Regions from separate parts of the Homo sapiens genome. Here region 1 is linked to region 2. Evidence: read pairs that join two places in POLR2A ChIA-PET (ENCODE). Cell type or tissue: PC-9. All regions are shown on one strand. Links, peaks and the distances in the headings refer to the core of each region. The heading gives the core; the rest is flanking DNA.

Region 1 (6,234 bases), core at 1,235-6,234, 250 kb before region 2:
TCAGGCCCCCCTCCCTCCCCGCCACCACCGTCCGCGTTTGGCCGGCCGTGGGGAAGGAAGAAAGGAGCCAAGGAGGCGAGGTAAGAACCCAGCCCCAGCGACCAGGACCAAGCCCCAGGCCCAGGGCTGAGAAATCCTCAAGGCCTCGACCCGGCCCCAATTCTGCTGATCATGCCTTCGGGGAGCTGCAGGCTTGGCCCGGAGGAGATCGGCCCCCCTCTAGGACCTGGGACCCCCGACCCCCACCAGCCTCCCTCCCGAGTCCAGGGGTCCGGCCCTCAGTCGCCTCCTCCCTGGGGATTCCCGGCAGCTGGGTCCCCAGCCCCCGCCTCCCCCTTGTCCTGGGAGCCCAGCCCCCTCCCCAGCCCCTCCTCCACCGGGACCCAGGAATCCACACCTCCTCCATACCAGAGTCCAGATTCCCCAATCCGTCATGACCTGGACCCAGGAGTCTCAATCCCCAGCTCCCATCCCCATCAGTCCCAAGAGTCTGGGCCCCTAGCCCCCTCCCAACTCAGACCAGAAGTCTGAACCCTCCTACTCCCCGACCTCTCCCAGCCCCTGGCATCTGAGAACACACTCTATTTCCGGGGCCTACCGGCTTCAAATCCCACCCCCTCCACTCAGGCCCCATGGGCTGTGTCCCAGCCCCTCCCAAAACGTTCAGCCTGGCCGGGGGACCTGGAGCAGAAGCGGTTCGCTGACTTTGTCCCCCTCCGTGCCTCTGCCCAGTTCACTCCCTCTGTGTCTCTGTCTCCCTGTCTCTCCGGCCCCCAACCCGCCACTGCTCTTCTGATCTCTGCTCTTGCACTATCTCTGCCTCTGGTTCTCCAAGTCTCTTTGTTTCCTCTTCTCTGTGTCTCTGTCTCTCTGCTGGGTGTTCCTCACTCTCCTCTGTCTCTTCTCTGCTCTGCCTTTCACCATCCTGTCTTTCTGCGACTCCTGGTCTCTGTCTGTCCATCCCCACTTCTCTGTGTCTCCCATCTCTGCCTTCTCCTGTCTCTATTCCCTGCTCTGTCGCTCTGTCTCTGATCTCTCTCCTCCTGTCTCTCCATCTCTGGCCTCCCCTCGGTGTCTCTCATCTTTGTCTCTGTCTCATATCTCTCTCCTGGCTAAATACCTGACCCTCTCTGCCTCTCCATCTCTGACTGTCTCTGCTTCTCTTTCTGCCACACCCCACGCACCTCTTTTTATCTCTGCCCCGCTTCCCATCTCTCCCCTCTCTCCCCACAGGCATGGATCCGCAGCCTCCTCCACCCGCCCAGGGCAGCCCACCTCACCGTGGCCGAGGCCGGGGCCGTGGCCGAGGCCGTGGTCGGGGCCGTGGCCGTGGCAGGGGGGGCGCTGGAGCCCCTAGGGCGCCCCTGCCCTGCCCCACCTGCGGCCGCCTCTTCCGTTTCCCCTACTACCTCTCCCGGCACCGGCTGAGCCACTCGGGGCTCCGGCCCCACGCCTGCCCGCTGTGCCCCAAGGCCTTCCGCCGGCCGGCCCACCTTTCCCGCCACCTGCGCGGCCACGGGCCCCAGCCCCCGCTGCGCTGCGCCGCCTGCCCCCGCACCTTCCCAGAACCGGCCCAGCTCAGGCGCCACCTGGCTCAGGAGCACGCGGGCGGCGAGGTCGAGCTGGCCATCGAGAGGGTGGCCAAGGAGACGGCCGAACCCAGCTGGGGCCCGCAGGACGAGGGCTCGGAGCCGCCCACCACCGCTGCAGCAGGGGCCACGGAGGAGGAGGCGGTCGCAGCGTGGCCTGAGACGTGGCCTGCGGGGGAGCCTTCCACGCTGGCTGCGCCCACCAGCGCCGCGGAGCCCCGGGAGTCGGAGTCGGAGGAGGCCGAGGCCGGGGCAGCAGAGCTGAGGGCCGAGCTGGCGCTGGCGGCCGGGCGGCAGGAGGAGAAACAGGTCCTGCTCCAGGCAGACTGGACGCTGCTGTGTCTGCGCTGCCGCGAAGCCTTCGCCACCAAGGGCGAGCTCAAGGCGCACCCGTGTCTGCGCCCCGAGGGCGAACAGGAAGGGGAAGGGGGGCCCCCGCCACGCCCCAAGCGACACCAGTGCTCCATCTGCCTCAAGGCCTTCGCCAGGCCCTGGTCCCTGTCGCGCCACCGGCTGGTCCACTCCACCGACCGCCCTTTCGTGTGCCCAGACTGCGGCCTGGCCTTCCGCCTCGCCTCCTACCTCCGCCAGCACCGCCGCGTCCACGGCCCCCTCAGCCTGCTGGCCCCGCTGCCCGCGGCGGGCAAGAAGGACGACAAGGCCTCGGGTGCACGGAACTCAGCCAAGGGGCCGGAGGGGGGCGAGGGGGCGGAGTGCGGGGGTGCCTCGGAAGGGGGAGAAGGGCAGAACGGAGGCGACGCCGCCCCGGCTCGGCCCCCCGCCGGGGAGCCCCGCTTCTGGTGCCCAGAGTGCGGCAAAGGTTTCAGGCGCCGGGCGCACCTGCGGCAGCACGGGGTGACCCACTCGGGAGCGCGCCCCTTCCAGTGCGTGCGCTGCCAGCGGGAGTTCAAGCGCCTGGCCGACCTGGCGCGCCACGCACAGGTGCACGCGGGGGGCCCAGCCCCGCACCCGTGCCCCCGCTGCCCGCGCCGCTTCTCGCGCGCCTACAGCCTCCTGCGCCACCAGCGCTGCCACCGCGCAGAGCTGGAGAGGGCCGCCGCGCTGCAGGCACTGCAGGCCCAGGCCCCGACGTCGCCGCCACCGCCCCCGCCGCCCCTGAAGGCCGAGCAGGAGGAAGAAGGGCTCCCGCTGCCCCTCGCAAACATTAAGGAAGAGCCGCCCTCTCCGGGGACCCCACCCCAGTCCCCGCCGGCTCCCCCTGTCTTCCTCAGCGCCTCCTGTTTCGACAGCCAAGACCACTCAGCCTTCGAGATGGAGGAGGAAGAGGTAGACAGCAAGGCTCACCTGCGCGGGCTGGGGGGCCTGGCCTCCTGACCTTCGCCGCCCTGCCCTCCGCCGCTCCGCCTGAGCTCCCCGGTTTGCAGAATGGAGGAGGGAAGTTGAAGGAGCCACCTCCTCTGTCTACCCACCCGTCCCCTTCACGCCCTTGACACTAAGGAGTGGGGGGCCCTGGACTGCCCCTTCCTCCCCCATCGCCCGCCCCCAGAACCCCTGATGCTGGTTAGGAACCGCTCACCCCAACATGTGTCTTAAGGCAGGACGACTTGGAAAAAAAGGCGGCGGACAGTTGGCCAGAGGGATGGAGACTGGTGGGGACGCCCCCGCCTCCCTGTCCCCCGTTTCACACACTGGACACCATCACCTCTTTGGAACTGCCAGACCCTGGGGGTCCCCAGTGAGCAAAGGTCTGTCCTTGTCCCTTTGTCTGTCTGTGAATAAATGTGAGTTCGTGAAATCCAAGAGAGCGAGGTGTTCTGTGGAGGTGGGGCAGGCTGGGGGCGCTGGGGCGAGTCAGGATTTGTCCAGCCAACTCTGAACTTGGGTTCAGAGCAGGAAGGACACAGATGCATCAGAAAATATGTGGCCCTCAACCAAGCAAGAAGCCGGTGAAGGCTGGGTTGAGAAGAAACAGGAATGTGAGAAGATAGATCATCGTCACCGCTGCCCTGTGGAAGCTCCGCGCGATTATCCTCACCACTGCCCTGTGGAAGCTCCGCGCCTTACTCAGTCAATCTCTACCACACCCTTACTCTGTGTCAGCGGTGGTACTAGGCACTGAGGAGGAGTCCAATACCTTCCTCTGAAAGAGCTGGAATTCTAGCCCTGCATTGTCCAACATAACTTTTTTTTTTTCTCAGAAAAGTTTCCATAATCTTTCTTCCCTCACTCTGTTGCCCAAGCTGCAGTGCCGTGGTGCAGTCATAGCTCACTGCAGTCTCAAACTCCCAGACCCAAGCAATCCTCTTAGCCTCTCAAGGAGCTAGGACTACAGGTGCATGCCACCACACCCAGCTGATTGTTTCATTTCTTGCAGAGACGGAGTCTTGCTATCTTGCCCAGTCTGGGAGAACTTTTTGTGATGATGGGATATTCTACATCTTCACTGTCCAATATGATATCCAGCAGACACACGTGGCTATTTCCGTTTAAATTTAGAATATGGAAATGTAAAGACATTAAGATGAAATAAATGTAAAAGTTCGGTTCCTCAGTCACACTCTTCACTCTTTTTTTTTTTTTGAGAGAGAGAGAGAGTTTCACTCTTGTCGCCCAGGCTGGAGTACAATGGCACGACCTTGGCTCACTGCAACCTCCACCTCCCAGGTTCAAGGGATTCTCCTGCCTCAGCCTCCCGAGTAGCTGGGATTACAGGAGCCTGCTACCACAACCAACTAATTTTTTGTATTTTTAGTAGAGACGGGTTTCACCACATTGGCCAGGCTGGTCTCGAACTCCTGACCTCAGGTGATCCACCCGCCTCAGCCTCCCAAAGTGCTGGGATTACAGGCGTGAGCCACTGCACCCGGCCTCAGTCTCACTATTTCAAGGGCCAAAGAGCCCCATGTGGCTGGTGGCTGCCATATTGGACAGGACAGATCTAGAACATTACATCATTGAAAAAAGTCCTAGCAGGATGCAATATAGCACCAGGTATAAGGGCTACCAAGAGTAAACCACCAGACAGTATGATGGCAGAGCAGGACTGGGGGTTGGGGCTTCTCTGGCCAGGCGATGTTTGATTTGAATGAAGATGGAGGGAACCAGGTATGAGAGAGAAACATCTGTGAGAAGACAACACCAGACAAAGAAAAAACAGGGGCAAAGGCTAGGAGGTAGGTACTACAGGATTTTTTTTTTTTTTTTTGGACACAGGATCTTGCTCTATTGCCCAGGCTGGAGTGCAGTGGTGCGATCACAGCTCACTGCAGCCTCGACTTCCTGGCTCAAGGGATTCTCTCTTCTCAGCCTCCCAAGTAGCTGGGACTACAGGTGTGCACCATCATGCTTGACTAATTTTTATTTTATTTATTTATTTATTTATTCTTTTGAGACGGAGTCTCGCTCTGTCACCCAGGCTAGAGTGCGGTGGCGTGATCTCCTCTCACTGCAAGCTCCACCTCCCAGGTTCACGCCATTCTCCTGCCTCAGCCTCCCGAGTAGCTGGGACTACAGGCACCCGCCACCACACCCGGCTGATTTTTTGTATTTTTAGTAGAGACTGGGTTTCACCGTGTTAGCCAGGATAGTCTCGATCTCCTGACCTCGTGATCCTCCTGCTTCGGCCTCCCAAAGTGCTGGGATTACAGGAGTGAGCCACTGTGCCCGGCCATGCTTGACTAATTTTTAAATTTTTTGTGGAGATGGTGTCTCCCTATGTTGCCCAGGCTGGTCTTGGACTCCTGGGATCAAGGAAGCCTCCTGCCACAGCCTCCCAAAGTGCTGGGATTACCAGCATGAGCCACTGCACCTGGCCATTACTACATATTTTAGAAACTGCAGGTAATTGGAGGTGAGGTGGGAAGTTTCAATTTCTACACATCTTCAAGTTGTTGGGTTTTTTTGGTTTTTTGTTTTTTTGGTTTTTTTTTTTTCGAGATGGAGTCTTGCACTGTCACCCAGGCTGGAGTGCAGTGGCACGATCTCAGCTCACTGCAACCTCCGCCTCCCAGGTTCAAGCAATTCTCCTGCCTTAGCCTCCCGAGTAGCTGGGATTACAGGCGCCTGCCACCGCACCCAGCTAATTTTTGTGTTTTTAGTAGAGATGGAGTTTCACCATATTGGCCAGGCTGGTCTTGAACTCCTGATCTCGTGACCACCTGACCTCATGATCCACCCACCTCAGCCTCCCAAAGTGCTGGGATTACAGGCATGAGCCACCGCGCCTGGCCCAGTTGTTTTCTTTTTACCCGTTTATTTAGGTTCCAGGAGTGGAAGGAAGAGGGATATCTCTCAGCTAATCTTCCTTAAACACCTTTCTCTTTCCTTCTCTTGACATCCTGCTTTCCCCCAGCACCTTCGATGGTTCTCTCTTGCCCTATGCAAATAATGATGGGCGGGGTGCAGTGGTTTATGCCTATAATCCCAGCACTTTGGGAGGCTGAGGTGGGTGGATCACTTGAGGTCAGGAGTTCGAGACCAGCCTGACCAACAAGGTGAAACCCCGTCTCTACTAAAAATACAAAAATTAGCCAGGTTTGGCAGCGGGCGCCTGTAGTCCCAGCTACTCAGGAGGCTGAGACAGGAGAATTGCTTGAACCCAGGAGGTGGAGGTTGCAGTGAGCTGAGATTGCAACACTGCACTGCAGCCTGGGCGACAGAGCGAGACTCCATCTCAAAAAAAAAA
Region 2 (7,596 bases), core at 1,148-6,147:
TCGCTCAGCTAAGCCGTTCCGAAATGTATGACCCATAAAAACCAGGTGAAGTAAATGTTTATCGTTTTCTGGAGTTGCTGTGCTGAATTAGCACACGCCTAGATTAAAATCTAACTTTCTAGGCCGGGCGTGGTGGCTCACGCCTGTAATCCCAGCACTCTGGGAGGCCAAGGCAGGCGGATCACAAGGTCAGGAGTTCGAAACCAGCCTGGCCAACATGGTGAAACCCCGTCTCTACTAAAAATACAAAAATTAGCCGGGTGTGGTGGCGGGCGCCTGTAATCCCAGCTAGTTGGGAGGCTAAGGCAGGAGAATCACTTGAACCCGGGAGGCAGAGGTTGCAGTAAGCGGAGAACGCACCACTGTGCTCCAGCCTGGATGACAGAGCCAGACTCCGTCTCAAAAAAAAAAATCTAACTTTCTTACAATGGCCCCCGGGCCCCGCCCAGTTTGTCCCCTCATTACCTCTCTCACCTTATTGGAACTATTCTTCCCACCACTCACCCTGGTAAGGTCCCACCATGCCTAGCTAATTTTTTGTATTTTAGTAGAGATGGAGTTTCACCATGTTGGCCAGGATGGTCTCAATCTTCTGACCTTGTGATCCACTCGCCTCGGCCTCCCAAAGTGCTGGGATTACAGGTGTGATCCACTGCACCCAGCCAGTAGCAGAGCTTTAAGTCAGCGCAAGTCGCTTCTGAGAATGGGGCCCCTGGTGGCTACACAGGTTACCTCCCCCTGGCTACCACTACATATCTCTTTATTTATTCGTTTATTGCTAGAACATAAGTGCCAGGAGGGCAGGACCCTTGTCCTGTTCAGAGTTGAGTCTCAATATCAAAAAGCAGTGCCTGGCATATCACTGGCATGAGATAAAGATTTGCTGAATGAGGCTGGGCGCGGTGGCTCACGCCTGTAATCCCAGCACTTTGGGAGGCTGAGGCGGGTGGATTACGAGGTCAGGAGTTCGAGACCAGCCTGGCCAAGATGGTGAAACCCTGTCTCTACTGAAAATACAAAAATTAGCCGGGTGTGATGGCGACGCCTGTAATCCCAGCTACTAGGGAGGCTGAGGCAGGAGAATCGCTTGAACCCAGGAGGCAGATGTTGCAGTGAGCCAAGATTGAGCCACTGCATTCTAGCCTGGGTGACAGAGCAAGACTCAGCCTCAAAAAAAAAAAAAAAAAAATTGCTGAATGAGTCAATGACTAACCACAACAATGCAAGAAGTCAGATCCTGAAGAAAAGAGGGAATATTAGGTCAAAAGAGGATTGTTATCCATTGAATGGGAGAAAATATTTGGAAATCATTATATCTGATAATGATCGCCTTATAATCCAGAATATATAAAGAATCCTTGGCCAGGCATGGTGGCTCACGTCTGCAATCCCAGCACTTTGGGAGGCCAAGGCAGGCGGATCACGCGGTCAGGAGATCGAAACCATCCTGGCTAACATGGTGAAACCCTGTCTCTACTAAACAACAACAACAAAAAATTAGCCGGGCATGGTGGCAGGCGCCTGTAGTCCCAGCTACTCGGGAGGCTGAGGCAGGACAATGGCATGAACCCAGGAGGCGGAGCTTGCAGTGAGCCGAGATCGCGCCACTGCACCCCAGCCTGGGCGACAGAGCAAGACTCCATCTAAAAAAAACACAAAGAATCCCTAAGCCGGGCACGGTGGCTCACACCTGTAATCCCAGCACTTTGGGAGGCTGAGGCGGGTGGATCACCTGGGGTTAGGAGTTCGAGATCAGCCTGGCCAACATGGTGAAACCCTGTCTCTACTAAAAATACAAAAAAAAAAAAAAAAATTAGCCTGGTATGGTGGCAGGCACCTGTAATCCCAGCTACTCCGGAGGCTGAGGCAGGAGAATCACTTGAACCTGGTAGGTGGAGATGGCAGTGAACCGAGATCATGCCACTGCACTCCAGCCTGTGTGACACAGTGAGACTCCACCTCAAAAAAAAAAAATTCTTATGACTCAATAATAAAAAGACAGACAACCGAATTTCAAAAATGAACAAAGATCTGACATTTCTCCAAAGAAATATGCAAATAGCCAATGAATGCATGGAAAAATGTCCAACGTCATTAGTCACTAGGGCAATACAAATTCAACCCACAAGGAGACACCACTTCACACCCTCCAGAATGATTACCATCAGAAAGACACATCAAATGGGGGACGGTGGCACAGGCCTGTAATTCCAGCTACCTGGGAGGCTGAGGCAGGAGGATCTCTTGAGGCCAGGAGGCTGAGGCAGGAGGATCTCTTGAGGCCAGGAGGCTGAGGCAGGAGGATCTCTTGAGGCCAGGAGGCTGAGGCAGGAGGATCTCTTGAGGCCAGGAGGCTGAGGCAGGAGGATCTCTTGAGGCCAGGAGGCTGAGGCATGAGGATCTCTCTCTCTTTTTTTTTTTTTTTGAGATGAAGTGTTGCTCTGTCACCCAGGCTGGAGTGCAATGGCGCAGTCTCGGCTCACTGCAACTTCCGCCTCACAGGTTCAAGCCATTCTCCTGCCTCAGCCTCCCGAGTAGCTCGGATTACAGGCGTGTGCCACCATGCCCAGCTAATTTTTCTTTTTTTTTAGTATAGACGGGGTTTCGCCATGTTGGTCAGGCTAGTCTCCAACTCCTGACCTCAAGTGATCCGCCTGCCTCAGCCTCCCAAAGTGCTGGGATTACAGGCATGACTCCTGGCCAGGCAAAGGGATCTCTTGAGGCCGGGAGTTCGAGGCTGTAGTGTGCTATGACACTACCTGTGAATAGCCACTGAACTCTGGCCTCAGCAACAAAGCCAGATCTCATCCCTAAAAAAGATTGTAATGTAATTTTAAAAAGACCGATAATAGCAGGCACTGTTGCCGGTGTGGAGAGATTGAAACCCTCATGCACTGCTGTCAGGAATGTAAAATGGTGTAAATCGTGTACACATGGCGGAAAGTAGTTTAGCAGTTCCTAAAAATGTTACTATACAACCCAGTAATTCTACTTCTAGGTAGAATGGTGGCAGGTGCCTGTAACCCCAGCTACTCGGGAGGCTGAGGCAGGAGAATTGCTAGAACCCGGGAGGCAGAGGTTGTAGTGAGCCGAGATCGCGCCACTGCACTCCAGCCTGGGCAACAAGAGCAAAAGTCCATCTCAAAAAAAAAAAAAAAAAAGAACATATGAGCAAATGGCTGGCCGGATAGGCAGGTGGGTGGATGAGTGGAGAAATAACTAGCTGGAGGAATGCACAAAGGCATGAACATATGCACAGATAAATGGATGTTTCAGGAGAAGGTTGGATGGGTGAAGATAAGGAGGGATATTCAAGGGCATTGCATGGCACATAGGAAGGAACCAAACTTTACAGCCAGACAGACCCAAGCTGCTCCACTCGGTAGCTGAGTGACATTGGGCAAGTACGGTAGCCAGGTGGCTCACCCTTCCTGAAAGAACTTGATTAGCAGGGAGGACTTCAGCTGGTCTCCAGCCTCCAGCAGTAGCACCTTCAGCAGTGTTTGATTTGGATTGCTATTACATTCTTTTTATGCAGCCTTGACCGATGACTAAGCATGGGGTGGGGAGCAGAGCCTGGCCGTTTCTGCCCAATGTGGACACCTCTAAAGTCAATGTGCTAAAGTGTTTATTTATTTATTTATTAAATTTAACTTTTTGGCCAGGCGCGGTGGCTCTCACCTGTAATCCCAACACTTTGGGAGGCCGAGGCGGGCGGATCACGAGGTCAGGAGATCAAGACCATCCTGAATAACACAGTGGAACCTCATCTCTACTAAACATACAAAAAAAAAAAAAAAAAAATTAGCCGGGCGTGGTGGCGGGCGCCTTTAGTCCCAGCTACTCGGGAGGCTGAGGCAGGAGAATCCTTTGAACCCGGGAGGCGGAGCTTGCAGTGAGCCGAGATCGCGTCACTGCACTCCAGCCTGGGCCAAAGAGCGAGACTCCGTCTCAAAAAAAAAAAAAAAAAGTTAAATTTAATTTTTAAATTATTTATTTATTTATTTATTTATGTATTTATTTATTTATTTTTTGGGACGGAGTCTCGCTCTGTCGCCCAGGCTGGAGTGCGGCGACGCGATCTCGGCTCACTGCAACTGCCGCCTCCCGGGTTCCCGCCGTTCTCCTGCCTCAACCTCCCGGGTAGCTGGGACCACAGGCGCCCGCCACCACGCCCGGCTAATTTTTTTGTATTTTTAGTAGAGATGGGGTTTCACCATGTTAGCCAGGATGGTGTTGATCTCCTGACCTCGTGATCCGCCCGCCTCGGCCTCCCAAAGTGCTGGGATGACAGGCGTGAGCCACGGCGCCCGGCCCACTCTAAGCATTTTAAAGTATAATTCGGTGTCGTCTAGCACAGTCCCAATGTTGTGCAACCTTCGTCTCTATCTAGTTCCAAAACAGTTTCATAACCCCCATAAGGAAACTCCAAATAAGCAATCATTTCCCATCCTCCCCTCTTCCCACCCCTTGCAACCACTGACTTGCTTTCGGTCTCCATGGACTTGCGTATGGGTGATCTTTGCACCACATTTCCCAGCTGACCTGACCGGGGTTCTCAGAACTGCACATGGTCTGTGATTCTTCCACTCTCCCCATCTCCTTTCTCCAGTGTCAGACCCAGACCCACTCACGTTGCAGTCTGAAGTCTCTCCCAGCCACTCCTGGTCTTTCTCCTCCTTTTTCTTTTTTTCTTTTTTTTTTTGTATTTTTAGTAGAGACGGGGTTTCACCATATTGGCCAGGCTGGTCTTGAACTCCTGACCTCGTGATCCGCCTGCCTTGGCCTCCCAAAGTGCTGGGATTACAGGCTTAAGCCACCGCGCCTGGCCTTTCTCCTCCTTTATCCTTCAGCAACCTCATCCCCAGTCAATCTCTTGCTTTTCTTTTCTTTCTTTCTTTTTTGTTTTTTTGAGAGGGAGTTTCGCTCTTGTCGTCCGGGCTGGAGTGTAGTGGCACAATCTCGACTCACTGCAACCTCCACTTCCTGGATTCAAGCGATTCTCCGGCCTCAGCCTCTTGAGTAGCTGGGATTACAGGCGCCCGCCACCATGCCCAGCTAATTTTTGTATTTTTAGTAGAAACGGGGTTTCGCCATATTGGCCAGGCTGGTCTCGAACTCATGACCTCAGGTGATCCACCCGCCTCAGCCTCCCAAAATGCTGGGATTACAGGCGTGAGCCACCGGGCCCGGTCAGACAGGCATTCTTTTAGGGTCTTATGTGGATAACCCCAATAAACCCTCACAATTGCACGAGGGCAGACCATCATGATCCCTGTTTTGCAGACAAGAAAACAGAGGTCCGAGACCCATCTATCTCTAGAGGTGTACATCCCCTCCCTGGGGAAGGTTCTGAGACCTCTGTGTTCCTAGACGTCTACATCCCCTCTCTGGGGAAACTTCCAGGCAGGGGACATAGACATCTAGGGATATAAAAATAAAAATAGGCCGGCCGCGGTGGCTCACGCCTGTAATCCTAGCACTTGGGAGGCCGAGGCGGGTGGAACACCGGATGTCAGGAGTTTGGGACTAGCCTGACCGACATGGAGAAACCCTGTTTCTACTAAAAAAATACAAAATTAGCCGGGTGTGGTGGTGCATGACTGTAATTCCAGCTACTTGGGAGGCTGAGCAGGAGAATCGCTTGAACCCGGGGGCAGAGGTTGCGGTCAGCTGAGATCGCGCCATTGCACTCCAGCCTGGGCAACAAGAGCGAAACTCCGTCTCAAAAATAAAAAATAAAATAAAAAAATAAAAATAAAAATAAAAACCAGTCCCCACCACCAACCACAAGCGGTTTCCTCAATATGAAAGTGCAACGTCATCTTTCTCAGAGGAAAAGCACAGCCTCTTCCCCTCGGCTGAGCCAGGCCAGCAGCCCTAGCTTCTGGAAGGATCCTTCAGGCTCCAGACACCCAACCTACCCGTGGCCGGTGAGTGGGGCCTAATTCCCAACTTGAAAGTAGCTCGGCAGGCTGGAGCCCTGTCCCCTGTCCTCCCAGGGAGGGTCCAAGCAGGTCACATAAGCACCGTGGGGACACCAGTGAGCCAAACTCATCTTTGTGCCAGGACACCGAGTTGGGTATGGAGGCTCAGAGCGGGGACAAGTCTTCCTTAGGATCACCTGGGCTTTCTCGTCTTTATTATTATTATGTTTTTGGAAGAGAAGTGGGAATCAGCCAGGTGGCAAACACAGGACAGGGCAGGGCAGGAGATCAGTGTTGAGGGCCGACGGAGGAGCAGGTAGCATGGACCCCTCCCTCCCCTGGGCTCCCTCATAGCTTTGTGTGACTTCCTTTAGAGGAGCTGTCACCTGCTGATCATCTGTGTTGCCCACAGACAGGGATTCCCCTGAGGGCAGGGGGTGGCTCAGATTCATGTCTGGGCAAACGGAGACCTCCGGAAAAAGAAGCGAAAGGAGGAAGACGAGACCCAGAGGAGAGGCATTTGGCAGCAGAAGGGGTGAGGAGGACTTGGAGAGCTTTGCCCTCTATCAGCCCCACTGGGACAGGATTTATTTTTTATTTTATTTATTTATTTTATTTTATTTATTTTTGGAGACGGAGTCTCACTCTGTCGCCCAGGCTGGAATGCAGTGGTGCGATCTCGGCTCACTGCAACCTCCGCCTCCTGGGTTCAAGCGATTCTCCTGCCTCAGCCTCCCGAGTAGCTGGGATTACAGGTGCCTGCCACCACACCCGGCTAATTTTTGTATTTTTAGTAGAGACGGGGTTTCACTATGTTGGCCAGGCTGGTCTCAAACTCCTGATCTCATGATCTGCCCACCTCGGCCTCCCAAAGTGCTGGGATTGCAGGCGTGAGCCACCATGCCCGGCCACCCAGCTAATTTTTTTTTGTATTTTTAGTAGAGACAGGTTTTCACCATGTTGGCCAGGCTGGTCTCGATCTCCTGACCTCAGGTGATCCACCTGCCTCAGCCTCCCAAAGTGCTGGGACTACAGGCGTCAGCCACCTTGCCCAGCCGACCCTGGCTGTTTAAAAAATAAAAATAAAAAATAAAGGAATGAAACACTAATACATGCCACAACATGGATGAATCTCAAAAACATTACACTGAGCATAAAATACACCAGACGGGTTGGGCGCGATGGCTTCCGCCTGTAATCCCAGCACTTTGGGAGGCTGAGGCAGGGGGATCACTTGAGGTCAGCATTTTGAGGCCAGCCTGGCCAACATGGTGAAACTCTGTCTTTATCAAAAAATGCAAAAATTAGCCAGGCATAGTGGCGGGCACCTGTAATCCCAGCTACTTGGGAGGCTGAGGCATGAGAATCACTTGAACCCAGGAGGTGGAGGTCCCAGTGAGCCAAGATTGTGCCACTGCACTCCAGCCTGGGCAACAGAGGGAGACTCTGTTTCAGAAAAAAAAAAAAAAAAAAAAGGTTGGGCGCAGTGTCTCACGCCTGTAATCCCAGCACTTTGGGAGCCTGAGGCGGGTGGATCACCTGAGGTTGGGAGTTCGAGACCAGCCTGGCCAACATGGTGAAACCCCATCTCTACTAAAAATACAAAAATTAGCCAGGCATGGTGGCACCGGCCTGTAATCCCAGCTCCTCAGGAGGCTGAGGCAGGAGA

The links. ChIA-PET counts read pairs that join two places held together with the same protein. Peaks named below come from ENCODE experiments on the same cell type or tissue, not always from the same donor. Only the 100,000 strongest peaks of a DNase experiment are listed, where the experiment ranks them.
Region 1: POLR2A ChIA-PET joins it to region 2 with 7 read pairs; 4 of 35 experiments call an interaction of 5 or more read pairs at or near these places.

The regions. Positions count from the first base shown.
Region 1 is chr19:55,574,641-55,580,874 of GRCh38, reverse strand. It overlaps ZNF579 (zinc finger protein 579), which reads left to right and starts at 27. Exons shown (of 2, transcript NM_152600.3): 1 at 27-80; 2 at 1,234-4,101. The coding sequence starts at 1,236. The coding sequence ends at 2,924. In PC-9, for the core only: no CTCF peak of the experiment used is centred there; no DNase peak of the experiment used is centred there; H3K4me3 peaks cover 118 bases.
Region 2 is chr19:55,323,609-55,331,204 of GRCh38, reverse strand. TMEM150B (transmembrane protein 150B) reads left to right here and starts at 5,864. Exons shown (of 8, transcript NM_001282011.2): 1 at 5,864-5,933. In PC-9, for the core only: no CTCF peak of the experiment used is centred there; DNase peaks (open chromatin) are centred at 1,214 and 3,494; H3K27ac peaks cover 1,007 bases.